Regions from separate parts of the Mus musculus genome. Here region 2 is linked to region 1. Evidence: chromatin loops called from intact Hi-C (ENCODE). Cell type or tissue: left cerebral cortex. All regions are shown on one strand. Each heading gives the region's core, and the rest is flanking DNA. Links, peaks and the distances in the headings are about the cores only. Region 1 overlaps Ccdc169 (coiled-coil domain containing 169). Region 2 overlaps Sohlh2 (spermatogenesis and oogenesis specific basic helix-loop-helix 2).

Region 1 (16,022 bases), core at 7,401-12,400:
ATTTTTATGGGCCAGGCTATGAATATACAACATCTCAGAATTTCTGACTTTAAAAAAGATTTACCTATTATTTTATTTTTGGTTATGAGTGTGTGTCTGTAGGAATTCATGGGCAGCATGCGTGTGTAGTGCCTGGAGAGGTTAGAGGGCATTGGGTTCACTGGAGCTGGAGCTCTAGGCTGTTGTGAGCCTCCAGATGTGCGTGCTAAGACCTAGACCCGGGCCCTCTAGCACAGCTTGAAGTACTTTTCACAGCTAAACGTCTCTCCAGCCCCCTTCCCAGTTTGTCTTTGTTACGAATCATCAGTTTTTAGGTGCAACTTCCACAGACATACTCACAAACTGATGTCAGATATATAGATATATATAGATATATAGATATAGATAGATATAGATATAAAACAGTGCTATATATTGTAATAATCAGGTTTGTCCACAAGGGGGCATTTGTAATGTCAGCATGAAGAATCTCCTATTAGGGCTGGCGGTGTCTGGAGTTAGCTAAGTTGTATTGTTGTTTCACTCTCTTAAAACCTCAAGCAGGATGTTTTAATTTGTAGCTAGCACCCACCCCTGCCTATTATTGCTGTTGTTGAATTCTTCAGTGCAACAATTTACATTAGTTTTGAGAAAATGGGTCTCAGTTAGGTCTTCCTTCTGTATGGGATAGAGGAATAGGCTTTTTGATTATTTTTATCTTTTGCTTAAATCCTAAGTATATTTTACTTCAGGTATGCAAACACAGCCCTGCTGTGTAACCCTTTCAAAGCAAATTAAAACAAGAATGTAGGTGAACACGCTAAATTAGAATGCTAAGAATCACAGAAGTAGTATGAAATCCCGGTGTCCGTTTTGAGAATTTAGTTTCTAGGAGGGTCTTTAGCTTTAGTTTGTCTTCACTAGACAACTTTCTGGCTTGTGACCATTGATTTCTGCAAACAGATACATACCAGCTTGAAAGATCAGAACCATTTCAGTAAGTTCATTTCAGAAAGACCAGGACCTCCTCTGGATGTGGGGACAGGTCCACCCCTCTGATAAAATCACTTTCCAAATATCTAGGTTAGTAAGTTTGCCGTCAGGAAAACAAAGAATCAAAATCTAGAATGGACCCTAACTTTATCTTAGAATAATTTAGTACTTTTAAAGGTTTTCTTTTGCTGTATACAGTAATTATTCTGTACTAGCCTAGACTCTAGGGTATTTGATGATGGTGGTAGTCTAGGGAAATCCAGGATGGGTTCTTGGTTTCTCCAGTGCATAACTAGTTTTGATGCTGGTCTAATCCCCACCAGATTGCCAAGCAAACCTTTATGTCCGAGCTATACTGTAATTTTAAAGCACTGTGTGTGTGTGTGTGTGTGTGTGTGTGTGTGTGTGTGTGTGTACACACATGCCTGCACGAGTGAGAGAGAGTGGGTGGAGCTCATAGAAGGTCCAGGAAGGAAAATCAGATGCACCCCAGGAATCGTGGCCACGCAGCTGGAGCCATTTGTGCATACGGTGCTGAGGCTGACAAGAGAACATGGGTGCGACAGGAGACAGTGATGGAGAAAGTCAGCGTAGAACGGAACCTACAGTTGATCCGAAGCTGCTGCTGGTTAGCATAGAGATGAGTGCACAGTCAGACCGAGAAAGGCAGTATGATTCCTAAGCTCAGACAGCCGGGCAGGTGGATACTCTCAAGCCTGATTTATTTAAGGATTCATAGTTTGAGTGTAAATTGTCCCCTGTGCCTGAAATGGCAGCACTGCTGTGCTTCTCAGATGTGTCTGAATAGAGTGTTCTATTTTAGCCAACACTCTCTGCTGTGGAGCAAGTGATGGAGGCAGAGGCAGAGGAGTGTATGTCTGGAGCCTGGGCTCTGCTAACACTATTTTTATTTTTAGTGGAAGACTGTAGTTTATCATTTTTGGGATTCATTTTTATGTACCCTCCCATTACAAATGTGTACTCTTGTTTTTTTTTGTATTAAAAATTCATAATCTATTCTCATCTAGCCAAAACCAACAGCTAATGTAAAATTGAAAAACGATGCTTAGCGGTTTTTGACAATGGGTGTATTAGGATACAAATTGTGTAAGTGAAACCACGATGTTGGTTTGGCGAAGCTGAGTTTGAAGTGTCAAGTCAAGATCGAGAACAGACACCCAGGGCTCTGCTTTTAGATTTGGATGTGACACTGGCTAGCAGAGAAATGACAGTTGATGCTTCATGAGAATGGCTGAGCTGACTGGAGGCTGAAACTTCACAGGCAAGAGACGTAAGGACATCTTGGAAGTCTAAGGCTGGAGGCATGGTAGTTTGCATGGGAAAATTGAAGAAGGGACAACAGAGCGCAGAAAGGGATAGCAGTGGTAAGGCCTTGGCCGTGGGGATTTGGCAGCTGCAGGTATGGACGAGGTAGGGTGCAGCAGTGAGCGCTGGTCACTCAGGACTTTGTGTCACCATGTGTAGGGGGTACACTTCCCTTCAGCCGGGAGTCTGTTTCCAGGACAAATGTGCCACAGCTGTGGATCTCAGTGCTTTACAAGTAGAAGGTGAGAGTGAGACACAGCACCAAGAAAGTAACTGTGCGTTTCTAAGAAGCAGAGCTTGAGTTTCCATCCATGCTCTCTGACTCTGCATCCCTCCCCCCAAAGCCCCTACACTTAGAAAACTCTGGCCAGGTCAGCATCATGAGGTTGTTTGATTGACAAAGGAAACATAATGGTCCAGGCAGCATGCCTCTGACTCCCCAGTCAGAAGCCTGTTTGACGGGAGGGCCTTAGGAACCTGACTTTGACTCCATGGAGGCTACACTTGCCAAGGTCTGCTCTCTGTCCTCGAGCTCTGGCAGCAGAGAGACAAAGGCAGAGCTATTCCTGGCATACGTGGGAATCCATTGTTGACTGACTGGGCTTAGGGTTTCCTCTTAGGGTTTTTACTAAGCTGTTCTGTATAGGCTGCAAGCAGACAGACTAGGGCTCATCTTCTTCCAGCCAAGCTTCTTGGCCTGCGTGGTGGCGAGCCCATGAGATCGCTCTCCCAGCCTCCTGCTTCTCCCTCTCCTCATCTTCACATGGGCATTCCTGATCTCTGCACTTTTAATCCCACCTTGGCATCTACTTCTCCGAGGACTAGGTATAAAACTAGTGGCTCCAGAAGTGATCTAAGGAAGCAGAAAGGCGGGGCATGCCTGGCTGGGCCAGTGTGGCAGGCAGATGTATCCTGATTGGTGATGACTCCAGTTGGTTGTCCCAGGGTGGCAGTTTACTTTCTAAGGCCAGATCATAACCTTAGGATGTGCCCTAACAGACGGGATACTGTAGAAGAAGCTATGAGGCAGGGGTTTTGGAAATACAGGGTTGCTTAGCATGCAATAGGATAAGGAGAATCGTTAATGAGCAAGATCTTAACTGTGAGATCAGATAGCATTTTTTGGGAGCTCACAGGAAGCCTCTGTCCCCACAGCAGGAGAGCAATCACAGTAGGACATGGGCTGAAATCCACTCTGTGAGATGCATGTGAGTGCCCAGGTCAAATGGATCTGCTACGTGAGAGCAGCCTCGTGGGGCTGGAGCCCAGTGTTACTAGGAAACTAGTGTTTCTTGGCAGATCTAAATGATGTGTTTTAAAAGTGTACTTCGCTGACTCTTTAATATGTATAGTATTATTGATCTTGGTCACCACAATCTGCTTCATTTCATGCTCTTTTAGGAGAGAGGAGACTTCAGCTTTTCTCTCTGCAGGGATGCCTAGTGTCTCTGGTAGTTTGCACTAGAGAAAGGCATGAAGCATACAGTGAAAAAAGGACATGTAGTCTTTGCCTGCACCACATTGTTACTGTGGTACTGGCAATGCCAGCATGTGTGACCCTGGGAACCAGCTTACCAGGGTTCTGATTCTAGCACTCCCAGTGGTCAGCGCCACACCTTTGGGATAATTATATAACCCCCACGGCTGCAATTTTCTCTACATTAAACAGAAAGATGGGCTATCTCATGATGTGTAATGCAAATCAAATGAAGTCATCTATGGAAATACATATATTTTGATTTCTCTTCAGATTTTATAAGCCTTTACTTTTCCCTAGAAATTTCTGTGAAGAGACACAATTCCGAGTCTTGGTCCAATTTTGGAGACCTTGGGACAACAGATCTAATTCTGAAGTAAATCAAGAAGGCACTTAATGTAATTCACCACATGGACCTCAAACTATGACGACTATTCTATGTATTATTGCTGTTACTTTAAGAATGCCTCCTACAGCTCATGGATTCACAGCCGCCGCTGGCTCTTGGCAGACATTCTCCGGGGAAGAGTTTAATGATTTTTAGTTGTTGCTTAGAACCACAAATACATAAAATTCTCTGTTTATATTTTCAGGAATCTTTAAACGTATTACTTAAACAACTAGAAAAAGAAAAAAGGAGTCTCGAAAGCCAAGTGAAAGAATATGCGTTTAGACTGGAGCAGGAGTCAAAGGTTGGTTTAATTCCGTAGGAAGCGGTGTTCTTGGAGCTGCCATTTATTTCTAGTGTTTTCTAATTTTATTTATTTATTTATTTATTTATTTATTTATTTATTTATTTATTGGGTGAACTTCACATCATGCACCCATATCTCACTCATCTCCCCATCCCTTCAGACTGGGCATCTGCCTTTGCAACTCATCCCACTAAGGAAGAGAAAATCTTGTTGTGAAAGCTATAGCATGTCATACTGTGTCACACTATGACATTATGACACTTTGTCCACACTTCTTTGTTTGCAAGTGTTCCTTGCAATGGCTCATTGGTCTGGTTTGAGGCTTCCATCGTTTGAGGCCTCCATCTTCTGCTATACTGTCAATACTGGATCCTCACTGGCACTCCTCTCAGATCTCTTGTTGTCATGGAGATCCTGCAGCTTTGGAGCTGCAGGACCCGCCCCTTCATGTGCTCCAGCAGTTCACCAATGAGGTAGACGTTGGACTGGGCCAACTCAAAGCCCGGGATCTGAGCCTGGGTGGTATCTGAGCAGGTCAGCCTGCCAGCTCTCCCTCACCCACACTACCAGGGTGAGCTCTCCATTACTGCCCCCACTAGCTCATCAATGCCACAGCCTGCAAGGGGCAAAGCCAGCTCTCCTGCTCTCGTGCCCTCAGGGCCAGTTCACCCCACCTCCATCCCCAACCCCCCCTACTTCCACCTATGCCAACAGAGCCAGCTCTGCTGTGTTGTCCAGGTGAGGTACAGGGTCTGCTCTCTCAAGTGTTGCAGCCAGTAAGGGACAGGGCTAGTTCTTCTTTTTTCATGACGCTGGGTCAGCTCTTCCACGATGCCCAGGAGAGGGATGGGACCAGTTCTACACAGCCCTCAGACATCAACACAGATCCAGGCAGCAGCCCAGACCAGGGAAGTCTGCCTTGCCTTTGGCGGTAACAGACCCACACTGCTGCAGAGCCATGGACCCCAGACATAGCAGTTGGTGGCAGTACAGACCAGGACCTTCCCATGGCCTCAGGTGGCAGCACTGGCTACTCACATCAAGCTGTTCCTTACCACCCTCGAGTCTCCAGTTCTGTCTCTCTTCACCACGCTCACATCCTTCTGCATCTCCTTCTCTCCCATCTCTCCACCATTTACTTGCTTATCGCGGTGGTGCCTGGGGCTCTGGGTGTCTGGGGTCATCTTGGGAGTGGTCTCAGGAGTCATCCTGTGCCCTGCCTGTGCAGTGTGACATCATGCAGGGTCTGCCGGCCCAGGCCACGTGGCACAAGGTGGGGGTTGTCTCTTCTTGGGACTCTAGCATTTTCTATAAACCCACATTTCATTTAATATAAGAAGCAGGAGATGTAAAGCCTGTTAATGTGGCTAGCCCTTCCTCATGCCGGCTCTACCTGGTATCTTTTAATAGGCATACCACAGGACCAACAATGAGCGCCGTTCCTACATCGCGGAAATGACTCAGGTAACTCCTTTTGTTGCAGATTATAAGTTTCCTCTGATTACAAGTCGTTTTGTTTTTCCATTCTTGTTTGGTGGACAGAGAAACAGATGTTGAAATTATGGAAGGAAACAGACCGGGTGTTTTTACATATAGAAAGTGGAAAGGAATACGTAACTTTCATAAAGAGATGAAAGGGTCTCCCCAGTTAAAAGATACATTGGCATAGTTTAATTCATAATTGCTGTGATGCAGATAACCTGATGATGTTCAGGTGTCAGAAAATTCCAGGCATATTATTACTTCCTGTTTCCTGGGGTGGTGGAGGTGTCTGAGCTACACAGCAAGCACTGCTGGGTGAAGAAAGTGATCAATGTAAGCGTCCCTGACCCTTGACAGCTTCCATCTGGTTTCCGGTTGCATCTGTGACCTTGGTGGTGTTACATCACTAGCGCTGTGACTTATGTTCCTGCGTGGTTTAAAAGGTTGTCTTCATCTTAATGTTTTATAACATCCACCACACCATTCAGCATTGTATGTACCTTGCTATTTGATGCTTACATGCATATTTAGTTTATATAACTTTACTTTGACGTACCTTTTAAGATGAGGATATGAGTTCAGTTTTCAATGAATATTATCCAAACAGAAGTATCTAGATATTGGGTGGATGTCTAAATGATCAGGAACATGTTCTAGATTAGAAAGAGACACTTAGAAAAGATTGGCACCCAGAGAGTAACTGCAGACATGTGAGGGAATGAGATACAGCAGGGTCCACGTATAAGATAATAAGAGAAGATAGTTCAGCACTTCAACCTGAAGAGGATCAATGGTGAAGCGAGGGAGCCAGAAGGAGAGTGCTGCTATGTAGGTAGGGAGGTGGGGGACCCGGGGCGGACCCGGAGCATCCAGTTACAGCATTGAGGATGATCTATGAAAGGATTCAGATGAGGACCTAGGTATGGGAATTTGGAGCCCAGAAGAGCAAGCATGGTAGAATTTGGGAATGAAAATTAGGCTTGCAGTGGCAAAGGGGTGCTTGGAGCTTAGTTTCAACAAGGTTCGTAGGAAATGAGACAAGATGGGTCAGTCCCTGCCACCTCTCATCCTATGGTCACAATGCTGCTTTCTTCATCCTTGGCAATGGCTGAGAAGCAAGGCTTGTACCTGCAGCATATGTTCCCTCCTGCCTGTCCTCTACCTCCACACTCTGCTTGGAATGTGCGCCTTCTCATCTGAGCTTGTTCCACTCCATCTGGAGGTCTCTTGTGAACACTATCTTCCCTGTGAAGCCTTGACTTGATGGAAAGACCACAAACCACAATGCCAGACAGACTCTAGATTTGGATCCAGCTCTTCATTTACTTGCTGTGTTAGCTTCTTAAAAAGTAAGTGTGTGTGTGTGTGTGTGTGTGTGTGTGTGTGAGAACTGGGCCAGACTACTTGCTGTCTTCCATTGTTCCCTGCCTCTTGTCCTGAGACACTCTTCCACAGAGCTGGAAGCTCATTACTTAAGTCAGGTTGACCAGCTGATAAGCTCCTAGGATCTGCCTGTCTCCTTTTTCCTGCTAGAGTTGCAGGTTACTTGAATTCTGGGAACTTGAAGGAAGTCCTCATGGTTGCCAACTATATGTCTTTATATGTCCTTAGCCCCTGAGACATCTCCCAGACCCTATTTGCTGTGTGGCCGTTCTGGTCCTCACCTTTGCCTCCTTTGAGGGAAGATATAACAGCATCAGTTTCTAGGTCTGGGAGTATTTGAGAGCTCTGTGTTTGCTTGTCTGATGCATCAGAGGACCTAAACTCCAGGAACTGGGGGATGCTATCTCCCCATTCCTTCCTGGTCTTTGGATGATCTTGCTCTGTGATGAGATTTCTGCTTGCCTTCTGGATTCTTTTTGTTGGTTTGTTTTGTTTGTTTGTTTTTTTTTTTTTTTGAGACAAGGTTTCTCTATGTTGTCTTGGCTTTCCTGGAGCTCACTCTGTAGACCAGGCTGGCCTCGAACTCAGAAATCTGCCTGCCTCTGCCTCCCAAGTGCTGGGATTAAAGGTGTGTGCCACCACTGCCCAGCTTACCTTCTGGATACTTATAGCTAACACATGTCCCTGTAGAGGTCAGGCAAGGGTGCCTGACTCTTCCTGTTGCCTTACTGTCTACTACAAAGAGTGTCAGTCAGTGTTTAAAAGAATCATTTACACAACCGACAATAAAAAGCCTATTGTTAGGAAAAAGTTTATTCATATAAAATGGCCTGGAAGGTTTTGTCTAAGGTGAGAAGTCCAAGTCTTTTGCCCCTGAAACATCCATTTACTTATATTTATCTAAAAAAATTCCACTTAGGTGGATTAATCTCGCTAACTGTGCAGACTCATCAAATGTTCAATCAAAGCCAACAGCTTTCCAGGAAGGCATTAATCCGGTTGCCAGTATAAATGTTAATGAGAATTTCACTCTAGAGTGAACTGTTAATCTTTATCATCAAAGGCGGTTCTGACCATACGCAAACTACAGCACCTGGGAAGGTTAATGGGCGACTTTTGTTCTTCCCACACCGAATGAATAAAAAAATCGATCTGTGTTTGCTCAGCCTGATGTAGATGCTTCTGAAATGCTCGTTCTGGCTGTCTCCTTTTCCAGCCACTGTTTGTCACCTGACTCAGTCTCTGCCTTCCTTGTCTCCCTTCCTTCGAGCTCTATGGGAAGAATTTAGACAGATGCAGTGAGCAGTGTAGAAGACAGGCATGGCTTATTACAGAGTGAATGCGCTCTCCAGCAGTGTGAGCAGACAATGACTAAGGAGACCCCTGGCATGACCTACACGCTAGGCAGCCATTACGCTATTTTCTAAGGTCTCTAGAACAAGCCCCATCTCCTGAGGGACTTTGTCCTGTTTGGGTGATTGACAGGCCTGCTTGAATCTTTGCTTAGAAGGGGAAGTGGTGGCGTGTCTCTGTTCTTGATCATAAAGCCTCCTGCTATATGGAATCCCATAAAGGTTTAGGACTCCTTCACCCAGGTTTAGAAGGTCTCCATTTGTGCCCCCTCACCCCCCCACCCCGCCCCAGCAGCTACACGTTAAGGCTCCTTCCAAGGTCAAAGGTGTGACTTGGGTTCCTTTTCTAGCCAGTAATTAAAGTTCATTTTAGTTCTTGGTTTAAAGTTGTGGACTGTGAGGGAGGGTCGAGCCCATGTCTTCCAAACCTGTTAATATCTAACTTGTCATTTAACAACCAAGATGGGTGTGTTTTGACCGAAACCCACTCCCCCTCCACATGTCTTCTCATGGACGCAAGGAGTTATTAAAGAGCGAAGCACGACTGAATTCTGAGTGTGTTATAAGACCTGATAAATTTAAATTTTGCTGTCTGTTCCAAATATAAAAACTTTAGCAAAGGGCACAAGAATGTTAAATATAAATGCTTTTGGTTTACAGATGAGAGGCTGTCGGACTGTCCACCAATTCTAAATTCTTTTGATGTCTTTTGGATATGAGTGTGTTGTGTGTGTGTGTCCCATCTGTGCTCACTGAAAGAGCGTATGGACATACATGGACACCAGAGGAGGACAAGTGCCCCACTCTCTGCCTTCTCCATTCGTGACAGGGCCCCTCCCTGAACCTGGGTGTATTAGTCAGGGTTCTCTAGAGTCACAGAATTTATGAACAGTCTCTAGATAGTAAAGGAATTTATTGATGCCTTACAGTCGGCAGCCCAATTCCCAACAATGGTTCAGTTGCAGCTGTGAATGGAAGTCCAAGGATCTAGCAGTTACTCAGTCTCACGCAGCAAGCAGGCGAAGGAGCAAGAGCTAGACTCCCTTCTTCCAATGTCCTTATATTGTCTCCAGCAGAAGGTGTAGCCCAGATTAAAGGTGTGTTCCACCACACCTTTAATCCCAGATGAAAGGTGTAGCCCAGATTAAAGGTGTGTTCCTTAAACTCGGAGATTCAATCTTCTGGAATCCATAGCCACTATGGCTCAAGATCTCCATACCAAGATCCAGATAAGGATCTCCAAGCCTCCAGATAAGGGTCACTGGTGAGCCTTCCAATTCTGGATTGTAGTTCATTCCAAATATAGTCAAGTTGACAACCAGGAATAGCCACTACACTGGGTTAGGCTGGTGCTGTGACTCACTGACAGGATTAGGTGGCTTCCCTACTGTTAATATGATGTCCGTCAGTTACCATAGTCTACTATTTACCACTGACTTCCTTCTCTCCCGTGCTGCTCTTGATGGAGGAACTCATTCATTCGTGGCTTCAGTAGCCATCTCAAGGTTGGTCAGCCTCCAATGTTCTTGATTCGCTTGAGACACCCATTTGCCTTCCCTGGAGAGATCACGAAATAAATACAATGAAAACACTCTTACCTTTCTGCTTTCCTACCGCATACACTGTTTTTTGCCTTTTCTGCCTTGCTGGTATAATATGTGTTTTATGTGTGCTTAATGTCTGCTACAAGAATTTCCAGTGGTCCACACCACATGGGTGATTGGCTTTCATAGATTTCTCCATATTTAATTTAAAATTCATGAGGACTATGGGGCCAAGAGGGGGTTTGTACAGAAACTTCAAAAGGTTTATCTGATTAGAAAATGACTGAATGTCTTGTCACTCTTAGCTGCTCCTACACATGCTAGTAAAAGATGTGTTTGTGAAAGAGACAGGAAATTGACTCTTTTAACCCAGAAATCAGTTGGGGAGTAAAAGGTAAGTATGCTGTTTTGTGTGTGTGTTTCAGGTTTCTGGCTCAAATCAAGTATCCAAGAGGCAACAGATGGACCCACTGCCTAGAATGAAGGAAAGTCCGGTGAAAACGTACGTCTAGGTAGATCTCCCCTTGCCTAGTTCATTATACTTGCCCTCTCGCAACACTCGTACAACAAGGTGTCTGGTATATTTTGGGAGCTTAGATTCTAGATTTTATAGCCATGTATAAAACAGCACATGGGAAGAAACTGCAGGGAATCTAGTGGTCTCACATGCTATATACACGGGATTGGAGCTCCCTGAAGCACTGTTAGTCTCCAAAGGAGAGGGTGTGTTAAACTAAAGCAGCAGAGAACCTGGGCAGAATTAAAATGACACTCCTAACAACGCAGCAGGCACAGCTGACTCCTGTCTGTACCTTTCCAGTGGAGAAGCATGTTTGTTGCTATGGATACGGTACAGTTTAACTATGGATCCCATATAAACGAGGCTACTTTATGCTGAAGAACAAAGGGACTTGCTGGAGTTTTATAACTTGTGAACTTTTCAAGTCCTATAGAAAATATGGAATCACCTGATCCATTCTATATGATGATATTCTATATCCATTCTATATGATATTCATATATAATACTGGAAAAATTAAGCCAAGTTGTAAATTAGTTCTAAATCAATCCTGTCTAACTCTAGTCAAGATGAGAAGTTCTCAAAGGATACGTACTATGACAAGTTTCTTTGGTAAAGATTAATGGTATAGCCCAATTCTCAGCTAGATGGGCCAAAGCATATTTTTCACTATTAGTTATTACTTATTTAAATTACAATTAATTATCTTTACACATTTTCATCATAGAATTATAGTGTAGTTTAAATATTAAAATTTGACAAAGGATCTCCATGGAAAAAGAATCAAACCGCTGTGTCTGAGATTCCCAAGACCATCTCGGTGGTAAGAGACTCAATGGTAGGTTCCAGAACTCAGGACACATTTGTACTCATGCTAGGATGTATCACAGAGAAAAGATCCCGTTGAAATCCACAAAGGGAAAAGGACCTGGAGTCAAGTTTGTGAGGACTCGGTGGCAACTTGTCAAGTCCTGTCTAGGCAGAGTCCTGCTGACATACTTAGTCCCTCCAAGAGTGACTTACAACAGCAAGCTGACAGCACACTAAGCTTTGATCTCACTGCCTGGGTAGCACCCACTCATTTGGTTTTGTGATTCCCCCAGGGAGGCTCACTGCCTGTAGCACCCAACCGTTCTGTTGGCCAGAGTCACACATCTACCAAACTCCTGCTAATATCTCAGACTCCAAGAACATAAGCAGGCTTTGTGATGGAATAGGCACAGGGTGATACTCTTCCCACTCAGGGCAAGGCTTTATTAGGACGGAGAATTGTTGCCACTAGGAGCCTGGCGGGCAAGCTTTCTGGAGGACAGTAATCCTGAGCTACTATCTCAGCTCCTCTCTGCACAGCCGCCTACACAGCCTCCTTCTATTTTATCTAAGGCTCCCATTACATTAATACACATATCCATAAGCATTCCCATCCTGTGACTATGAAGACAGTCTAGATTTTTCACTGAATACTCTTGAGGTTGGCTGTCTCAGAATAAACCCTGAAATCAGTCACCATCGCTAGGTGCCTACTTCCTGCAGGATCTTATCAGGTTTGACTGAGGCTACCCAAGGACATCACCAAGGTGTCAAACCCCACCTGTCTCCTTATGGAGCAATGGCCAAACACCATGCCTCCATCTGCTTGCCCGGGGCCTCTGGGCCACAGAGCTGAGCCTAAGGTGCTATACAGGAGGTGGATGCCATAGGCTGGGACTCTCACTCAGTCAGCTGCCTCAGGATCTTCAGAACTGCCATTCGACCCAGATCCATCCTGTGTCTGATGAATCTGAATGTGGAGAGATTGTCCACCATAGATTGCTGCTTAATAATTCTTGAATGGATCGCTGAACTGATGAGTGGTCAAGCAGCTGGACTAAGATGGCTTTCATTGTCTGAAACTAAATACAACACTCAGATCTCCCCCAACAGAAACATCTCTGTCTTCCTCATTAGGCATTCAAAAACATTTCAGTAGACGGGAGTGTCTTAATATATTATTTCTGAATTACCGACCTGACCACGGAATTTTGATATCCTTCTTTTGTTGATTGTTCCAATTTGAGTCATAACTGACGCTGGTGCTAAGCACTTCACAGCAGCATTGATTGACCCAAGTGGTGCTGAGCTTAGGGGGAAGTGTTAGTGCCACCCCTCATCTGCAGAGTGGAGTGGCCATGTGAGGCACAGTCACTACAGTGGAGTGGGGGCTGGTGGATTTAGATGGATGCTTGGGAATAGTGCTTTGTATTCACTTCTATAGCTGCCCATACACTTACTCTGTTTTCAACAACTCTACCTCTCAATGCAATAGATCATTTACACCATAAGACCTGTGCATGGATGTCATAGATGCTTTATCCAGGATAGTCAAAGGTGGAAAAAAAACTTAAAATGTCCATCAGTAGGGAATGGATATTCCTAGTATCTATAAATATATACTATACAGGTAATAGTAATAAATACCCTTTATAGAACAGTTGGAAAATTTTCCTAGTCTTCTATAAGGAACTATGTAAATGTGCTTCCATTCATATAATAGTTAAAAGAGGCTGAAGTAATCTGGTGTAGGAACACAGGATAGTCCTTATAAATGGGGCTGGGAATTAGGAAGTACAAGAGAGCCTTCCAGTAAGATGACAGAACTTTATCTGTAAGCCTGGGGGATAGTTACTGGAGTTTTAACGCCACAGTACTTTACAGAATTGTGAGTTTATGGTTTGCACACTTTCAGACATGTCATGTTTTGCATGATATTTTTAAAACTCAAGAGCTATGGCCTTAATGTTTGATACGGTTGACATTCTCATATGTGCTTGTCAACTTGCATCTGTAACACAGAGGCTAACATAATCACAATTTTTTAAAAAAGTTACTTTAACCTTAGTTTAAAAGGGTCTTGTCTATGTTTGATTGCCCTCACTATGCTGGACCTGTGTCAAGCTTCACACTGAGTGGTTGGCCGTGCAAGGCAGAACAAAACTGCCACACACAAGGCAGAAAGGTGAAAAGGGAGGGGCTGGGCCTCACCTCTGGCTTCAGAGTTATGTTTCCAGCCACCCCAAGACTTCCCATAAGACCCAGCCTCCTACAGATCCCATAGCCTCTCTCCCACTAGTCCTTCCAGGGACCATGTTTAACACAGATCTTTGAGTGACAGGCAACATCCATATTAGCAGTACCAATGTTCAAACACCGACTTATGGTATTGTTGACACTCAGGATAAATCAGAGTACCAGAAGAAACCCATTTAAGAGAAATTGTTTGAAAGATTGATCAAAACAATGACTCTGCCCAGTCCTATATCACCAATTATATTCCAACTTCATGAAATTGTGACTGTAAATGAATAAGATATCTCCATCTCCATGAAAGATCTATGCTAGAAATCCTTGCACATGCTGTTTATAAAGGATTGCTAAGATAATTAAGAGAATGCTCTTCAGAAATAGGTTTAGAACTTGCCCCTAAGCTCTACAAAGCTGATAGGTAATATTTGGGCTGTGGGCCATGGAATATATTAACTGTGTGAGTTATGGATTTTGCAAGTAAGGACCTCAAACGGTGATGGATACATAGCAACAGCTCATCAAAGAGCCAATGGTGACGTTTCTATTTTTTTTTTTTTTTTTGCTGTGCAGCCTCCTCTTTGCTTTGCTTTTTTGATGAAAGGTTTCTATAGTGATGGAAGGCCCTTGAGGAAGACAGAGCAGCCCTTCATGCTCCAGAATGAAAGCACCATTGGGAAATTAATTGTGACTTCTTGAGGGACCGATTGTTTGAAGAGCTTATTTTTGAGACAAAAAGCAGATATACAGGCAACATCTGCAGCCTTAAGAAACTAATTCAGAGCTAACCAGTACCCCGGAGCTCTTGACTCTAGCTGCATATGTATCAAAAGATGGCCTAGTCGGCCATCACTGGAAAGAGAGGCCCATTGGACTTGCAAACTTTATATGTCCCAGTACAGGGCAACGCCAGGGCCAAAAAGTGGGAGTGGGGTGGGGTAGGGGAGTGGGGGGAGGGTATGGGGGACTTTGGGGATAGCATTGTAAATGTAAATGAGGAAAATACCTAATTAAAAAAAAGGAAACTAATTCAATAAACTATGACAAGATTAAGAAGTTCTAGTCAATTCTAGAAGACTCTAGAATGCAGATGCTAGAATATATAACGACATAGAAAAAATTTATAACAGTAAATAGAAAGTATAATGTAAAAAAAGTTTGGTGGTGGTATGGATGATTTGGGTTTGTTCATTTTTGTATTGTCTATGAATTGTGCAGTTTCATATCACATTAATGAGAGTGATAAATGGAGAAAAATTCTATCATAAGCCATCTTGTGGAAGTCTCCAAGTCAAAATAACAGTATATTTAGTATTATCCTTTTAGAAACACAGGAAGCATGAATGAAATGAATGAAATAAATGAAATTTTGCTCTGCATTCAGAGCAGACAGAAAATAAATTTTCTCCAACCAAATTATACAGTGTGTCTTTATATGAGCAGTCACTCCCAGACTCAGTTTACCCCCTTGTAGTATAAGAGTGAAACCTGTACTGAATGGTTGATGGAAGACTTAGAAGGTTTTGAAAAAATTCCTAACTCTTATAAATATTCTCAAATTTCCTTCCTTTCCAATGTGTAGCACATTAGCAACTATAAAGAGTAAGCAAAATCAGAAAAAAATCCTTTTGGAAAGAGAGAAAAATATAAGAATAAACCATAATTTGAGCATGCAAACAACACATACGCTACGTTTAGACTGGTATCATTCATGTAACACCCTCATATTGAGGTTTCAGAACCTTCTTGAGCTCAGCTGAGTAATATGGCTCCCTGGTATACCCACATAGGCACCTGTATGCCACTGAGGCATCTGAAGTCACACACACTAAAGTCTTTAGTGTGTTCTCCGGGTGGAATAACCATCACCACTGATTCTAGAATGTTCTCTTCCTCCAACTCCCATAGACGTGTCATGCCCATTAGAAGTCTCACCATCTGGCTCTTGGTGCTCACTAATCTGTTTATGTGGGTTTTTTTCCTACTACTGTGACACATGCAGTGTGCCACTCACATGTCTAGCTTCTCTCAAGGTCATCCATGTCGAGCACAGCCAGATTTACTGTGTTGATTTGATAGCAATCCCACATTTTTATAGACCATCAGTTATCCAGTCGTCAGTTGATGGGGATTTGAATTATTTATACATTTCTGATAATGTGAATAATGTTGCTATGGATACTCCTGACAATGTTTTATGCATGCTATTTA
Region 2 (16,022 bases), core at 6,060-11,059, 52 kb after region 1:
GGCTTTTGGTGTTCCTGAAGGCTACTCTCCCCATAGAGGAGCCAGTAAAATGCAGACCTTCTAATCGAGTGGCTGGTGCTGAGTGACAGGAAGTCTCCTGTCCTCAGCGTCTTTTGTGACTCTTTCTGATTCCTTCCCCCTAAGAATTGTGTTGTCATGGCATCCCCCCGTGCTGGGAATATCCTTGACTTTCACTCTCCCAACTAATTGCAAAACTGTCTTCTGGTTCTCAGCTTGGCATCCCTGCCTCCGATGGCAGTGCATGGAGAGATGAGATGCAGTCCTTCTTTGTATGAAACTCAGTGGCAGACAGGATCACAAAAGCAAACTGCACTGCTCAGTGTGTTTAAGAGCACAATAGATGCCCCATGCCATGCACAGAGACATGCCATGCATGTCTAGGGGAACAGGGGCAGTTCTGGGACAAATGATATTTCTACGGTTGTGTCCAAAGTCAGAAGAGAAGGGGCCAACTTAGAACACAGCCCTCCTTGGTCCTGAAGTTAGGGAAATAAATGCAGGACACTTCAGTGGTCTATTTAGGCCTTTCTCTTCATCACCTGGGAGATTGGAGGAGACTAGGGAAAAAAAAAAAGAATGCAGTTAAGCTACTCAGAGTGCCCTGGCTCAGTGTGAAGTGGAAGGATTAAAGTGATAAAATTAAGGTGGGGCCATGCTCAGGACCTCTTAACGATATACCTTTATACAAAACACTATTTATGTTCTGTAAAAACAGTGTTGATGACAGCATGTTCAGGATTTTCTGTACTTGAATGTTTTGTGAAATTACATCACCCAGAGAGACCACTCTGGGAAAGACACAGTTATGCTAGAACTGTATATAATTTTCCCCTCTAGATTGGTCATCCCATTTTTATCTCTTAACTTTAAAAAATATTTATCTATTTTATGTGTGCGAGTGTTTCCCTGCTTGTATGCATATGTACCATGTATACGCAGTACCTGTGGAGGCCAGAAGAGGGTGTTGAAGCATCTGGAACTGTGAGCTGCCTGTTGTGTGTGCTGGAAACCTAGCTCAGTCCTCTACAGCAGTGGGGTGTGCTCTTAACACTGAGCCAGTGCTCCAGGCCTGGAGGCTACTTTTAAAGCATTACATGTTTTACAAATCTTTGAATTCTAGCTACTTTGTAGAACTAAAATATAACTGTGTGTTGGTCTAACCTACTTTACTTGTAAGAAAAAAATAAGCCACGTTTTCTTTGTAGCTTAATGTATTTGTTTTTTGTGTCTTTGTTTTGTTTTGTTTTGTTTCTCTCATGTTCTTCCTTGCTTTAGAGGCGTGGAGTTAGGGGTTGTATTGCTATGGTAAGACACCATGACCAAAACTCAGCTTGGGGGAGGAAAGGGTTTGTATCATTGGACAGCTTGCATTGTAAGGCTGTTGGAGCAGGAGCTCAGGGTAGGAGCTTGGAGACTGGCACTGAATTAGAGGCCATGGAAGAGTGCTGCTTCCTGGCTTTTTCTTCCTGCTTCCTTCTAATCCCAGAACCGCCAGCCCAGAGCTGGCCCTCCCACATCAATAAGAAAATGTACTGTGGACTTGCTAGTCTTTGGGAAGAATTTTCTTTATTGGGAGTCCCTGTTCCCAGATGACTCTAGCTTGTGTTGTGTTAACATAAAACTAACCAGAACAGATGGTCAGTTTGGTTATGATGGTAGCCAATCACTCACACACACACACACACACACACACACACACACACACACACACACACACACACACACACACCACTGCCTGTCCTCTGAAATCTCTTGAGATACACGAATGCTAACGTGCAGTGTTTGTATCGAGCTGTTACAGGAATAGGCACTGGGTTATCCACCAGTGGTTAAGTGCAGTAGCTGTGTCAATATGAGGAAATGAGATAGAGAGCCATGCATTTCCAATACGGTAGTCAGAGCCACAGAGGTGTGCACAGTGCTCACAGATTCCTGTTTTCCTTCCTGTTACAGGTCAGCCAGGCTCTGTTTCCGAGAGCTCTATTGAGGATCTGTATAAGACTCGCGTCCCCAGCACAGCCCGATCTCTGAATTCCTTCCACTCTGTCAAATACACTTCTGGAACTGTCTCTCCCCATGAGGCAGCTGCCAGGACAAATCAGAACATTTCCACTTATTTGCCACCCACTGCACCCAGTGTGTCCAACTTTATTCCTCAGCACTGCAATGCCATGCTTTGCCCAGCACGCCCAACCAGTCCCAACTGCCTGGTAAGTGAGTAAGAGACTTCTGTGGTCTGTGAGTGAGACTGGATCCTCTCCAGCCTCCGAAGGCCCTGAGCCACACTCGGCTGTTAATGCCCTGGTCCCAAAGCTCAGCTTGCACCACAAGAGCTGAGCCGATTTCTAAGTCACTATGGGAACGGTGATAATTGCTGTAGTTAAACCAGTCCCCTATTCTCCACACTGCAGACCCGGTGTCTGGATGTCTGCTGTCATGAATCTGGATGTGGCCTAGCTAGTCTAGCATTAGGTGACCAGGGGGAAACTGACTTTTTTGGATCTAGTTACTTCTCCCTCTCTGTGCTTCTACCCGGAATTCCTTGGATGTGACAGCCCATTCTTTGATCTTCATTCTCAGCTGACCCCTGACAGCCTCTGTTGTCTCTCGGCATCAGTAGATTCCCTCACTGGATTAAAACCCGTCCTTTTTTTTTTCCATTAGACAGAGTTCAGATGCTGGTTTGTATGCACCAGTCATTTGGACTCCATCATGCTTTGATGCTGTGCTTACTGGTATTTCTGGGAAAGTAGTGTCTACAGACATTATGCTCACACTCATGAGGTGTCGGGGATACAACCAGAGAAGCAGGCAGCTGTGATATGGGTTGAAGCATGATGGTAGAGGACATATAGTTGAGTTAGTTACTGCTGACTCATGGAGAAATACTTGCAGTCTAATCCAAGATCTAGAGACAAAGAATTAACCTCACAGCGGGTCTGGAATCAGAGCTGAGCAGAGAAGAAGTGTTGGGTGGATGGACCGCACTATAGAGTGAAGGGCATCTCTTCATTTTAGTTTTTAGTTGCTGACATGTACTTACCTTATATGTAGAGTTAGCATAAGAAAATCATTATTTTTGTTATTTTTATTGTGTTTTGTTTTTTGAAATATGTATGTGTTCATGTTTGTGTGCATGTGTGTCTGTGTGCTCGCCACAGTGCACATGTGGAAGTCAGAGGACAACTCTTGGGAATTGTTTCTTCCTTTCTTCCCTGTTGAGGCTTCTCCCTTGTCTCTGCTGCAGTGCACTCCGGGCCATGAGCTTGCAGCCAGTTCTCGCGCTGCCTCAGCCAGCATCTTTCGTGGATTCCGTGCGGCGTCAGCTTCGGATCACCAGGCCTCTCAGCCACCTGCTCTGCCATCTCCACAGCCTCACGACAGTAGTTACTTTTAAGAAACATTAATATTTGAAAATATGTAGGTTTGGTTGCCTGAAGTTAGCTTTATTAACTTTCATGATGCAGACATGCATTTGTGACGTTGTAAGAATGGGCTAAACTCAATTAATGTGCACTTCTCCCTCCAACAGTCTGGGTCGTATTAACGGTCCATGTGTGGGGCTCATATTCTAGATCACATGCCGGGCACAGTTGTTCAGTTGAGGAAGAAGGGACAAAGAAAGATACTTGAAATCTGCTGCCCCCGTTGTCTGATAAATGTGCTAGAACCATCCAAAGGTACCTAGAAAGATTGTTGACGACAGTGAGAACCTTGTGTTCTCAGGCATCTTCATCCATGTTGGGATTTCCCTGGCCAGTGAGCTGCAAGCAGCGCAGCCTAAGTGACCCACACACACATTAATTCTACCAAAAAGTAATTGTGACGTTACTGTGAAAACCATACTACAAAGAAGGCCCATGTGGGTGTAAGCTTCTACAACCAGGCAGGCCAGCACGCACGGCTCCTGCAGCCTGGTGATTGGCTCTGTCATTGATTTCTGTTGGTATCTTTTCTAGATTGGCATTTGAAAGAGCCCCCTTCTTCCATCATCATCCAAACTAAGATAAGCAGGCTATAAGGAGCGGCAGCCCTGCCCTCTTGGCGATGTGGGTAGATTGCTGTGCTTTCCGCTGGGTTTGCAGGCTTGTGAGTAGAATGGCAGCCAGGAGGGGCATTGCTTTCCTTGCTGAACCCACACATTTCTGTCCTTGCCTTAACAGGGTGTTTGAGCAACTGTTGGAAACAAGGGGAGAGAAGGATGGCTGTTTTATATTTCACTGAAATGTTCTTACACAAACATTTTATTGTTAAAGTGTCTAGGTTTACCCTGCAATCCATTGTTTTGTTTAATAAAATGTTTTCTCTTTTATAATAATAGTGTGCAAGGAATCTGATTTCATTAAGCTTTTGAGAAACTTAATAATTACTTTGGCTTTTTTTCTGGTTATAAATTCTTTGAAGATGCCAAAATGACAAACTCTGTGGATTTGGGGTGCACGGTGTGAAGGATTGTGTCCAACAAAGGTTCTATGCCTCTTACTGGCATAATGAGTGTCAATAGTCCCAGCTGCAGTTGCTTCGCTATTGGAAGAGAAGTTGTTGAGATGTTTTGGATTCTGTAAGCAATGTTCCATCCTTGGCTGGCCTCTTTTACTGCTGGACATGATGCTTGAATGGGGCGGGGTGTTTCCCGGTCAATACCTGGATTCTGAGAGAGGCGATGGCTGGGGATTCCAGAAGAAAAGACTCACTGGGCATGAACCAGGAGTCATTTTTCTGCTCATTGCTCTCTCCATCCCCATTTTCCTTGCAATGTGAACAGGAGCCTGCCCGACTCATACTTAAAGTCTTTTTATTCGAGGCTGTTGATGCTAAAATTCCGTCCCTGGGGGAGTCATGGGAACATCTACTTCTCCCAAGGTCCCAACTACAGACAAAGGTGCAGGTCCCCAAAGTTCTCTCTGAGGAGCCAATGACTTCATTATGCTTCCTTACAAAGCACAGGTGAGGGATCATTTCAGGCGTGTTGGTGTCCCACCAGCAAAGGCTGTACCTAAAACTACTTTATTAGGGATGATGGCTGTCCTGTGGCCACCTATAGGGAGCACTCTTTCTCTGGTCTTCCTCAGCCTATATACTCTTAGCCCCTCCGAAAAGCCATGTACGGCCAAGGCAGTGTTGAATTCCCAAGATGGCAGTTGCAATCAGAGGATAGTCACATACAACAGCCAGTTCCAGACTCCTAAACTTCATGCAAGTGTCCAAAATCTTCTAGGTGAGAATTTTATTTTTAATAAATTATGCTCTTCCAGATAAGCTCATCTCTCAACCAAATCTTAGCCAGCCTCAGCCCGTAGGATTTTATTTTCATTTTGTGCATGGGTATATGTTATCTGTCTGTGATGCATGCACGTGGATGTGCAGGCACATATGCCCGTGTGCACACATGCAGAGGCCAGAGAAGGATGTCCGGTGTCATTCTCCATTGCTGTCTGCCTTATTGCCTTGAGCCAGGGCTCTTCATCGAACCCATAGCTTCTGGGTCATCTAGGCTGGCAGGCAGGCCAGCTCTTAGATTCCTTTTGTGTCCACCCCTCTAAGCAGGTGTTACAGGCACACATAGTCGTGTTCAGTTTTGAACACTCTTATCCACTGACCCACCTCTCCCACTCCAGGATTTTCTTTTAAAAACCAAGCTGGCAGGTCATGAGACAGTATGGTATTCTTTTCTTCATGAAAAAAATGTACAAGGAGGTTGCCTAGAGTAAACGATCGCTTCTAGGTTTCAGTTAGTGGTAGAATTAGCAAGATGTGGTAGATATCCAATGTGGAGGAGCAAAGGATGAAGGCAGACACCCGTGCTTCCGTCTTCTGTGGCTAGGAATGAAGTTCATTGAGAAACTAGGAAAGCTATACTTGGGGGAATGTCATGAAAGAGTAACAGCCCTAATTGTTATTTGTAGTGCGGCAGGTTGCTCTTGTGGATGCTACCTAATTGCGTCCAGATATTTGTACATATTTGATTATCCCACCTCAACACCCCCTATACACCTAAATGGCTGCAGATACCTGTAGCAGACATGGAAAATGAATAGGCAAGCAGTCATTTTTCATTGACCTCAAACCTGGAAACATTTATAGATTTATTAAAAAACAAAACAAAACATTCTGACTCCACTGAAAGAGGGGAAGCTAGATTTAGGATCTATCGAGAGGGAGTAGAAACTGTAAAGAAGGTGTTATAGCTGTCTCCTGAGAGGCTCTGCCAGTGCCTGACAAATACAGAGGTGGATGCTCACAGCCAACCATTGGACTGAGCACAGAGTCCCCAATGGAGGAGCTGGAGAAAGGACCCAAGGAGCTGAAGGAGCCTGCAGCCCCATAGGAGGAACAACAATATGAACCAACCAGTACCCCCAGAGCTCCTAGGGACTAAACCACCAACCAAAGAGTACATATGGAGGGACCCGTGGCTCCAGCTGCATAGGTAGTAGAGTATGGCCTTGTAGGTCATCAATGCTCCGGAGGAGAGGCCCTTGGTCCTGCGAAGGCCCGATGCCCCAGTGTAAGGGAATGCCAGGACAGGGAAGTGGGAGTGGGTGGGTGGGTGAGCAGGGGGAGGGGACATGGGATAGGGGGTTTTCAGAGGGAAAACGTTATTATTTCCCCAGGAAAGGGGATAAGACTTGAAATGTAGGTAAAGAAAATATCTAATAAAAAAAATAAAGTAGACTACCATTGTAAAACAGTGAACATTGGACAGCCTTGGCAGACTGATACCAGCCTCTTGGCAGTTTTCTGTCGGGCTTGCAGGAGTACAGCTGGCCTCTGGCTCTCCTCTGCTTTGTGGGCTCCCTGGTATGTGGAATGAGGAAGCAAAGCAGGAACCATAGGATCACCTTTGTTAATCTGGTATCAAGAGCTGGCTTCATCACCATGGAAACACAGAACCCCCTGTGCAAGACTGAGAAACTCCTTATCTCTGTTTTTCAAGGTTGGTTTTACATCCCAGGATCATCATCTTTCTGTAAACAATAAAATAATTGGAGAACACGGGCAGCTGTGATTGCTTTAACAACAGATCTTGTATGCTGCTAAGTGTTTCTCAAACTCCTATGAAGCTTTTTAAGAATGCTTTTCTCAACGCGAAGGTTACTAGGAAGCTGGTATACTGTGTGCTAAGTAAGATTTCAGAGAAATGGGTTTCTAGAATGTCTAGTCAACTTGTTTTGAAAAGTGGTCTTTGCAAAGAAACACTTCTTGTCAGTTTAATTTTTCTCTGAGATGGGCATGAGGCTGCATGAGAGAACTGATAGCATTCTATAAAACATTAAATTCTTATTCCTTTCAGCTTGTCCTCAACATAAGAGCCTGATTTAAAAATTCAGGCTTAGGGCTTAGGCAGAACTGCACCATTTTAAAAACACCCAAAACAAGTTTCAACCTTGCAAGTGTTGCAAAGATTATTTTTCCCCACAGTCTCAACTCACGTTTGAACTAGGAACTATTGAAAAGTAAAAAATGCTGTCTGAGTATCGGGGTCAGTGCACAGACAGAGCCAAGAAGGTACTGATCTCTCTCCTGCTGTAGGCTCATCCTGGCACTCCCCTGTGCCATGCTAAAACCCTCCCCTGTGTCATGCTCAGGAAACAGCAAGGTGTGAGAAGCCTGCTCTCACGCTAGAGGTCTATTTTATTTTATTTTATTTACTATATTCAAAAATGTCAAATTGACATGCTGATTTTACCTCCTAGTGAGATGCTATAATTGAACTATCTTTAATTACTAAATTCTGACTTTTAAAAGAGTTTCTATGTGCCTTGCCTGCATGTATGTATGCACCACTTTCTTGTCTGGTGCCTGAAAATGCCAAAAGAGGGCACTGAATCCCCTGGGGCTGCAGTTACAGATCCTTGTGAGCAACCATGTGGGTTCTGGGAATTGAACCTGGGTCCTCTGCAGGAGCAACCCGTTCTCTTAGTCACAGAACTGTCTTCCAGCTCCCCAAATCCTGATTTCTGAACCCGTTGCTAGAAGGTGTTCTGTAACATTCCTTTCCCAGTGCAGTGGTAAGCTCGTTTTCAGAGTGGCAGAAGTAAGTCAAATGCTGGGCAAAAATGCCCCAAAGCCTGAATTCAAGGAAAGAGGCAAGTGGGAGCCCCAAAAAGCTTTTTTTTATTTTTTAAGAAGCAAAAATATTATTGGGGGGAAAACTGTATACAAACAGATTGTCTTGGCATGACAAAGGGGTGCTTTAAAGGGTTAATGTCAACCCCATGCCTGGGAGAAATTCCTGCAGAATCTACTGAGCTCAAAATCCTTGCCAGCTATCTTGAGACTTGTGGGAAATTGAACACGGAGAAAGGAATTCCTTTCTTGGCCACCGGTTGCCTGCACCCTGTGAATCAAGATGGCTGGATTACAATGTAAATATTATTGCTGGCCACAAGACTTCCCAGAGCTTTTAAAAAACCTACCCTAGGAGTTGTCTGGTAGAGAATGTCTTTATATGTTATATCGCTGTCAATTCTGTCCGAAATGGAAAGTCTACAGATGCACAAAAATGGAGTGATTGTGTCAGCAGAGGGCAGATTCAGAGAGAGCATGCTAAGATATTTTCATATAGAACCTTGACCCTGGTCCAGTCAAGGCTGGAAAAGTATCCTCCAGCTGTGTGGGTAGGAGTCCACTCTGTGATGAGGCACATCATGTCAAAGCCCTGACAGGCTCAGCAAAGGTGAACACCCGTGTGTTTGTGTAAGTGGTCTGGTCACTGAGAACTTATTTAGCTTATGAAAAGATGCCTGGCCAGCAACTCAGCACAGATTAACCGCGTTAGAGAAATTGGGTTAAAATGTTAAATCTCTGCTACTAGAATTGGCTTTGTGTCATTTGGGTATTTTCTACAGATGCTACTGAGAGCTCAGGAATACTAATCAGATCCACACCAGTTGTGGCAAACTTCCAGCTGAAAATTGCTTTTCACTGTCTGCATGACTGGTCTGCTCCCTCTTACACAAAAGCAGGGGGAACCATCTGCAATTGTTCCCCCATATCCAGGCCCCACCTCCCCAAGTCCCTAATACCACTCTTTCCCACTTCCCAGCCTCCCCTTCGTCATGAATACAGCCTGTTCTTTCTATCATCCAATAACTGATGCTTGTCCGCTGTTCAGACACCAGAGCGGAAGTCACAATTATGTCATAAACTTTATCTCGTCACTCTGAATCTGCTAGGTAACTTCCTTCCCCCCTTTCTTTCTTTTCTTTTTACATTAATAACCGTATTACTTTCCTTATTAATGTTCAAGATTGAGGCTACAGTTGTTAAGTTCCTGACACCTATCAGACCCTCAGCACAAGACATTTCTTGTATCATCTACCTCCTAGCAATCTGTGTGCTTACTAAGACACTGTGCAAGATCTCAGTTCTTAAAGTCGCTTGTTCCTCTCCTCTCAGCTCCACAGGACTCTAAATAGCAAGGGCATCTGGGTTCCATTGAGCCCTTAGGACTCTTTCCCTCTTGTTACGTCTTAAACTGGGCAGGACTGAGGAGGCAGAAGCAGGAAGATCTTTGTGAGTTCACGGCCAGTCTGACCTACATAGCAAATTTCAGGCCAGCCAAAACTTCATAGTGATGCCCCGTCTCACAGAAACAAAACACACAGACAAACAACACTACAAAAGTAACCACTTATAACATACTGACACGTTTCCTTCTATATTATTCTTACATGAACATGCAGGATGAAAATTATACACGTAGTGGCACATTTTGGTTTCTTACAAAATTGAAACCATGATTTTGCCTTTTTTAATTGCTGAAGAATTTAATTCTATTTTAAGAGTATCTAAAATAATATTTAGTTTTCCAATGTATGAATATGGTTAATGATTTTGTATGTTTTCGCAAACAATATAATAATAGTTAAGTGTTTACTGAATCTTTTTTATTTAGCAGTCAATTTTCTGGCCCCATCTCTCAATGGTCTAGCAGAAAATTCATGAAATGAACATAGCAATAAATATAGGATGTCAGTTATCTGGCTGTGGATGCTCAGAGGTGAAGCGGTTATTCCTGAAGTTAAGTTCCAGGCTGTGGGACAGGGCATCATTGGGGCATGTCGAGGAGGAAGGGTTTGGGCACTGGTGGAATCCAATAGGAGATCCGTGGGATTATAAGTAAATGGCTGTAGATGTTAAATGTCTTTTCATTTGTTTTTGAGCAGTCTTAAAAACCCTAAAGAAAAAGGAAGCAGTGTTGGGGGAGGGTGTGATTTGAGATAGGGAAGTCTGAGGAGATGCTCTGAGGAGGTGACATTCAGAAAAACAAAACAAAAACAAACAAACAAAAAAAAACTAATAGGAGACAGCAAGCCAGGTAATGGCTCTGGGAAAGAACTTCTTAGATAAAAGAGCAGGGCCTGGAAGGGTTGTCACCTGGCAGTGCCCCTGAAGATGGAGGGAGATCTGCAGGGGTAGAGGGAGGGGGTGGAGATATGAGGACTCAGATGATGTTGGGCTCCAGGTGCCTCCGTCAGGACCTTGGTTTCTTACTAGAAAGAAGCCAGTGGAGGAGGAGACGGATGTGATCTGACCGTTGGACAGAATGCAGACTTCAGGGAGCAAGAGCGGAATGATGGGTGAGAAGTTGTCAGTAGTCTGAAACCAGCCAATGTTGGTGCCAGTGTGAACAGTGCTGTTGGGCTGGTGAAGTCACGGCCTGATTGGACTGGTTGAGAGACAAAGAGAAGAAATAGCATGCGTAGATGTCCTTTAGCTGGTACAAATCAGGAGATGCTAAAAAACCGGAGCATGTAGAGTTGGGATAAGGTGTTTTAGGAAATGAGAAATGTCTGAATGTCTCCCTACTTGTTTGGAATGATGGTGTGGTGAAGGAAGGCCTTGGATTGTAACAGAGGTTAACAGAGCCGTGTTCCTGAGTAGCTAGCGGCTGCTGAGAGACCTCTGAGGTTGTCTGCCCCTGGGGTACAGAAGGAGGCAGCAGACACCAGGTCAGATGCAGACTGGTGAGTGCTTTGGATGGAAAAAATGGAGGAGAGAGAAGAACATCCCAGTTGTTTTGGAGGATTGTGGAAGAATGAATAAACTCTGGGAATATGGCAGATCCTAGAAGCATGAGTGTGAAGTGAGGCTGCTCAGCTCATCTGCATGCGTTCCTCAGGGAGACTGGGGCCTGTGAAGTTGTGTAGATGGGTTTGATCAGGGCAGGCTTTGCCAGGAACTGTTGACTGGGAAGAAAACTCACAGGAAGTGAAGCAGAAGGAGTTGATTCGGAGAAGCCAGGGATGGCGAGCTTACAGGGTGGGGGAGGAAGGACAGGGAGCACCATCGGCAGAGATGGCGCTGGAAGTCAGTCGTCAACAGGTTGAGGCTCATCCCTGTGTGCCTGCACGTTGTTGATATCAGGAGGCTGAGAAGATGACTCATTTCCTGCTCTTTGAGAGCACCCAAGTTTGGTTCCATCACGCATGTCAGATAGTTCACAGCCACCCTATAACTCCAGTTCCAGGACATCAGAAGCCCTCCTCTGGCCTCTGTGAGGACCTATAAACTCACAACACACACACACACACACACACACACACACACACACACACACACACACACACACACACACACGCACGCACGCACGCATAATACACATGTAAGATCTTGTTAAAAAAAACCATTGACACCAAAGTGGATAGCGGAATGGAGGAAGAACAGGAGATGAAGGGAAAGCCGAGGGTGGAGGAAGAGCAAGGTCTGAGGAGCAGCAGCAGAAGGAGAAGCAGATGCAGCAGAAGATGAATGGCTTGAGGAGTAAACCAGATCATAGTGATGGCTGTGTCACCACTAGGGATGTGTGAATGTTTCGGTTTCTTTGTGGTCACACGGAGAGAACTCACTCGCACTGGCCTCTGAGGTTGATGTTTGTATAAACAGTTGGTAAAGCAAGGACTTAATTTTAGGGACTGCGATGGCCTTCTTTCCGGGAACCACTCTGCTTGAAGGTTCAGCCACATTACCCGTGGAGTAGCATACATGGGCAGTGGAGAAAAACAAACAAACACATAAACAAACAAGACAGGGAGAGGACTGTGAGTTTTAAAGGAAGGATGTAACATTATTTACAAAGGCCAGCCATTTCCAGGGATGTACAGAGCCTTCCCAGAGTAATCAACCTCCATTTTCACAACAAGTAGTGAGGGACCTAATTAATTATTTGCTGAGCATACATCCACCCCTAGTCAATATTGTCCAAGAAGGACATCAATGCGTTAAAGACCCGGAAGCATAGCAGGAGACTGGGATGGATGTAGTTTCAGACACAGATTTCAGAGCCCCATGTAGGGGTAGGAAGTAAAGGGTTCAAGTCCTTAGGTAGATGAAGTACAGCTGGATCTCAAGGACCCTTGTCCCTCAAGTCAAATTATAAGCACTTTTTAAGACAGGGAGGATAATGTTGACAGTTCTAGTATGCTAGGGGAAATCAGGATAATCTAACCGGGGCACTGGGGTCACTGGCTAGCCACTCAGAGTGGGAAAAATCGGAAATAAAGCTGTATTGCACTTTAGCAAAAAACATCAATCCACGATATATAATAGATGTTAGGAATTTAAAAATGAAGGTAGGTGTAACGCCCTTAAAACAGACATGCATTTTTATAAATATGAAGAGGCTACTCCTTTCAAAGAGTAACAATGACGCCTAAGTCTACATGTTTGCACATCCCCACCCATGCATGCACACATTTTCAATAAATATGACTGTCAAATGGCTTGTTTCCCTAACATGCAAAGCACTCGTCATATTCATACAGAAAAGATAAGCGGCCAGAGAGAAAAATTGGCAGAGGTAGTAGCTAGCTTGCCCTTAAAGAGCAACATAAGGGAAAAAAATATTTGAAAAGATGTCAACAATGACTGTTGGCTAATGTCATCCCTGTTGTGTCATGGGAACCTCTTGCTTCCCTGGCATCTGGGACTTTCTACCAGATTCCCCACCCACCACTGTTACATATTTTTGTTCAATTACCTGATCCTTCTTTCCTGTCTCTTCCCATAGCTGATCCTGTCCCCTTTTACCTCCCCCTCCTCTCTCCCTCCCAGGTGCCTCCCTCCCTTTATCTCTCATGATCATTTTGCTCCACATTCTAAGTAAGACTGAAACATCCACACTTCCGCCTTTCTTCTTCTTAAACTTAATATGGTCTGTGAATTATATCATGGGTTTTCTGAGCTTTTGGGTTAATATCCACTTATCAATGAGTACATACCATGCATGTTCTTTTGTGTCTGGGTTACCTCACTCAAGATGATATTTTCTAGTTCCATCCATTTGCCTGCAAATTTCATGAAGTCATTGTTTTTAATAGTTGAGTAGAACTCCATTGTGTAAATGTACAACATTTTCTGTATTCATTCTTTTGTTGAGGGACATATGGGTTGTTCCCAGCTTCTGGCTATTATAAATAAGGCTGCTGGTGGAGCATGTGTCCTTGTTATATGTTGGAGCATCTTTTGGGTATATGACCAGGAGTGGTATAGCTGGGTCTTCAGGTAGAACTATTTCCAATTTTCTGAGGATGATTTCCAGAGTGGTCTTATCAGCTTGCAGTCCCACCAACAATGGAGGAGTGTTCCTCTTTTTCCACATCTTTCACCAGCATCTGCTGTCACCTAAGTTTTTTTTATCTTAGCCATTCTGATTGGTGTGAGGTAGAATCTCAGGGTCATTTTGATTTGCATTTCCCTGATGACTAAGGATGTCGAACATTTCTTTAGGTGCCTCTTGGTCATTCAAGATTCCTTAGTTGAGAATTCTGTTTAGCTCTGTACCCCGTTTTTAAATAGTTATTTGGTTCTCTGGAGTCTAACCTCTTGAGTTCTTTGTAAATATTGGATATTAGCCCTCTATCTGATGTAGGGTTGGTAGAGATCTTTTCTCAATCTGTAGGTTGTCATTTTGTCCTATTGGTAGTGTCCTTTGCCTTACAGAAGCTTTGCAATTTTATCAGGCCCCATTTGTCAATAGTTGATCTTAGAGCTTGAGCCATTGGTGTTCTGTTCAGGAAATGTCCCCCTGTGCCCATGAGTTTGAGGCTCTTTCTGCTGCAGGCCCTCTGGTCCCCTGTGCCTGCGTAGAAAAGAGTCTCTAGAGTAGATGGGCAAAAATTAGGATGTATTGACAAGCAGTCAAACACGCTAGAATGGTGTTGGATCTGAATGTAATTTTCCAGTCGAGCATCAGACTTTTATAATACAGAATAAATTGCAGAACAAGGCACATTGAATTTTTTCAGGTGCAAAAGGAGTGACTTCAAAAGGAACCAGATAAATGTATAACACTAGAGATTAGCATAGATGCAAGGGGAGTGACTACAAAGGGAATTTGTAGGGACCAGATAAATGTTTACATTAGAGATTAGCACTTTCTGCCAGGCAAGAGTTTTACACTAATTGTTAATAGCCCCAGGGTAGTTAACTCTTGACACGCCTCAAGAATAATGTAGTGTCACTGACCCCAAAATTCTCTAGGCCTCGTTAATTCTTATCAATATCTGAAGACGGTCTATTTTCAGTATAGTATACTAATTTGCTCTTGGCATGGAATGTAGTCTGTAATAAGAATTTCTATCTTAGTGAGAATTTTAGTCTCTATCTGTAAACAGCTGAGTAAAATGGCAAGTGCTTAATTGTTTACTGAATGGGTAAAGCTCCTTGCTGCTATCTGGAGTCTAAGAACACTGGGAAAAGGCTTTAGCTATGTTAGAATACAATCTTAAAAGGCATTTACTATAAGGTAAAGCTATATAGAGTGCACGTGGATCCATACATTAGACTAAAGTGGATTTGGAAAATTAATTTTATGGGTTAGGGAAATAGCTAAAGATCCGGGAGTAAGTTTCCTTGAAACTTTTTCCTCATGAGAAAGCTTTCAGACTTTCATCTGTCAAGCTGACTCCACCGGAGTCCCTGGCATCTTTCCTTTTTTCTCTTCTATTAGTTTCAGTGTATCTGGTTTTATGTGAAGGTCCTTGATCCACCTACACTTGAGCTTTGTACAAGGAGATAAGAATGGACCAATTTGCATTCTACATGTTGACCGCCAGTTGAACCAGCACCATTTGTTGAATGTACTGGATGGTTTTTCCACTGGATGGTTTTAGCTCCTTTGTCAAAGATTAAGTGACCATAGGTATGTTTATTTCTGGGTCTTCAATTCTATTCCATTGACCTGCCTGTCTGTCTCTATACCAATACTATTCATTTTGTTTGCTTGTTGTTATCACTATTGCTCTGTAGTTAGTACAGCTTGAGGTCAGGGATGGTGATTTCCCTAGAAGTTCTCTTATTGTTGATGGGGGAGGGGATTTGTGGAGGGAAAACCAGGAAGGAAGACAACATTTGAGATGTAAATAAATAAAATAACAACAACAAAACAATAACAATTTAAAAAGAGAGATTGAGCAATTTTCACCTCTTTGACAGTTCATAGATAGAGATTCTGTCCAGGGAAGATGAAATATTTACTACACATGGACAGGATTTCAGTTACCTTTATGATGTCCCTAATTCTGAATTCCACATTTTCATCTCTAGGAATTTGTTGTGTTTTGAGGTTCTCCTCCTCCTTCTCCAGAGACAGCCAGGGAATTTTCTATCCACATCATATCACAGTGTTCTCCACCACTGTCTGCTGTCCCCAAAGAGCTGTGACGAGAAATGATCACACAAAAGGCCAACATAACCAGTCCCATCACCATGCCACTTACCAAGCACTGCCCTCTCCACATTGTGGCTCTGTGACTCAGTTGTCCCCCTCTGCACTTTGCTTGAGGACCTTCTAACCACCTCTGTCTCACACTCTCCCAGGTACAAGGGACCCCCCCCTGCCCCCAGCAGCTGTGCTATCCTGCTTCGGGATACCATAGGCTTGCTTTATGTAGGATAAGTCTTGTAGCCCAGCGGGTGTCACTTACATAGTAGTTTGAATCTTTCGTTAAAAGCAAAATAAACACCCTTAAAGTCCCCCACTTAGTAAATAAAAC

The links. Peaks named below come from ENCODE experiments on the same cell type or tissue, not always from the same donor. Only the 100,000 strongest peaks of a DNase experiment are listed, where the experiment ranks them.
Region 2: it touches region 1 in a loop (2.1-fold over the local background); 1 of 42 quality-filtered maps calls a loop at or near these places.

Annotation. Positions count from the first base shown.
Region 1 is chr3:55,152,665-55,168,686 of GRCm38, forward strand. It overlaps Ccdc169 (coiled-coil domain containing 169), which reads left to right. Exons shown (of 8, transcript NM_177203.3): 5 at 4,369-4,467; 6 at 5,881-5,934; 7 at 10,657-10,733. Among named protein-coding and RNA genes, the nearest start is that of Ccdc169, 21 kb to the left of the region's middle. In left cerebral cortex, for the core only: no CTCF peak of the experiment used is centred there; no DNase peak of the experiment used is centred there.
Region 2 is chr3:55,205,619-55,221,640 of GRCm38, forward strand. Sohlh2 (spermatogenesis and oogenesis specific basic helix-loop-helix 2) reads left to right here. Exons shown (of 11, transcript NM_028937.3): 10 at 1,975-2,231; 11 at 3,269-4,339. The coding sequence ends at 3,418. Among named protein-coding and RNA genes, the nearest start is that of Dclk1, 29 kb to the right of the region's middle. In left cerebral cortex, for the core only: no CTCF peak of the experiment used is centred there; a DNase peak (open chromatin) is centred at 8,940.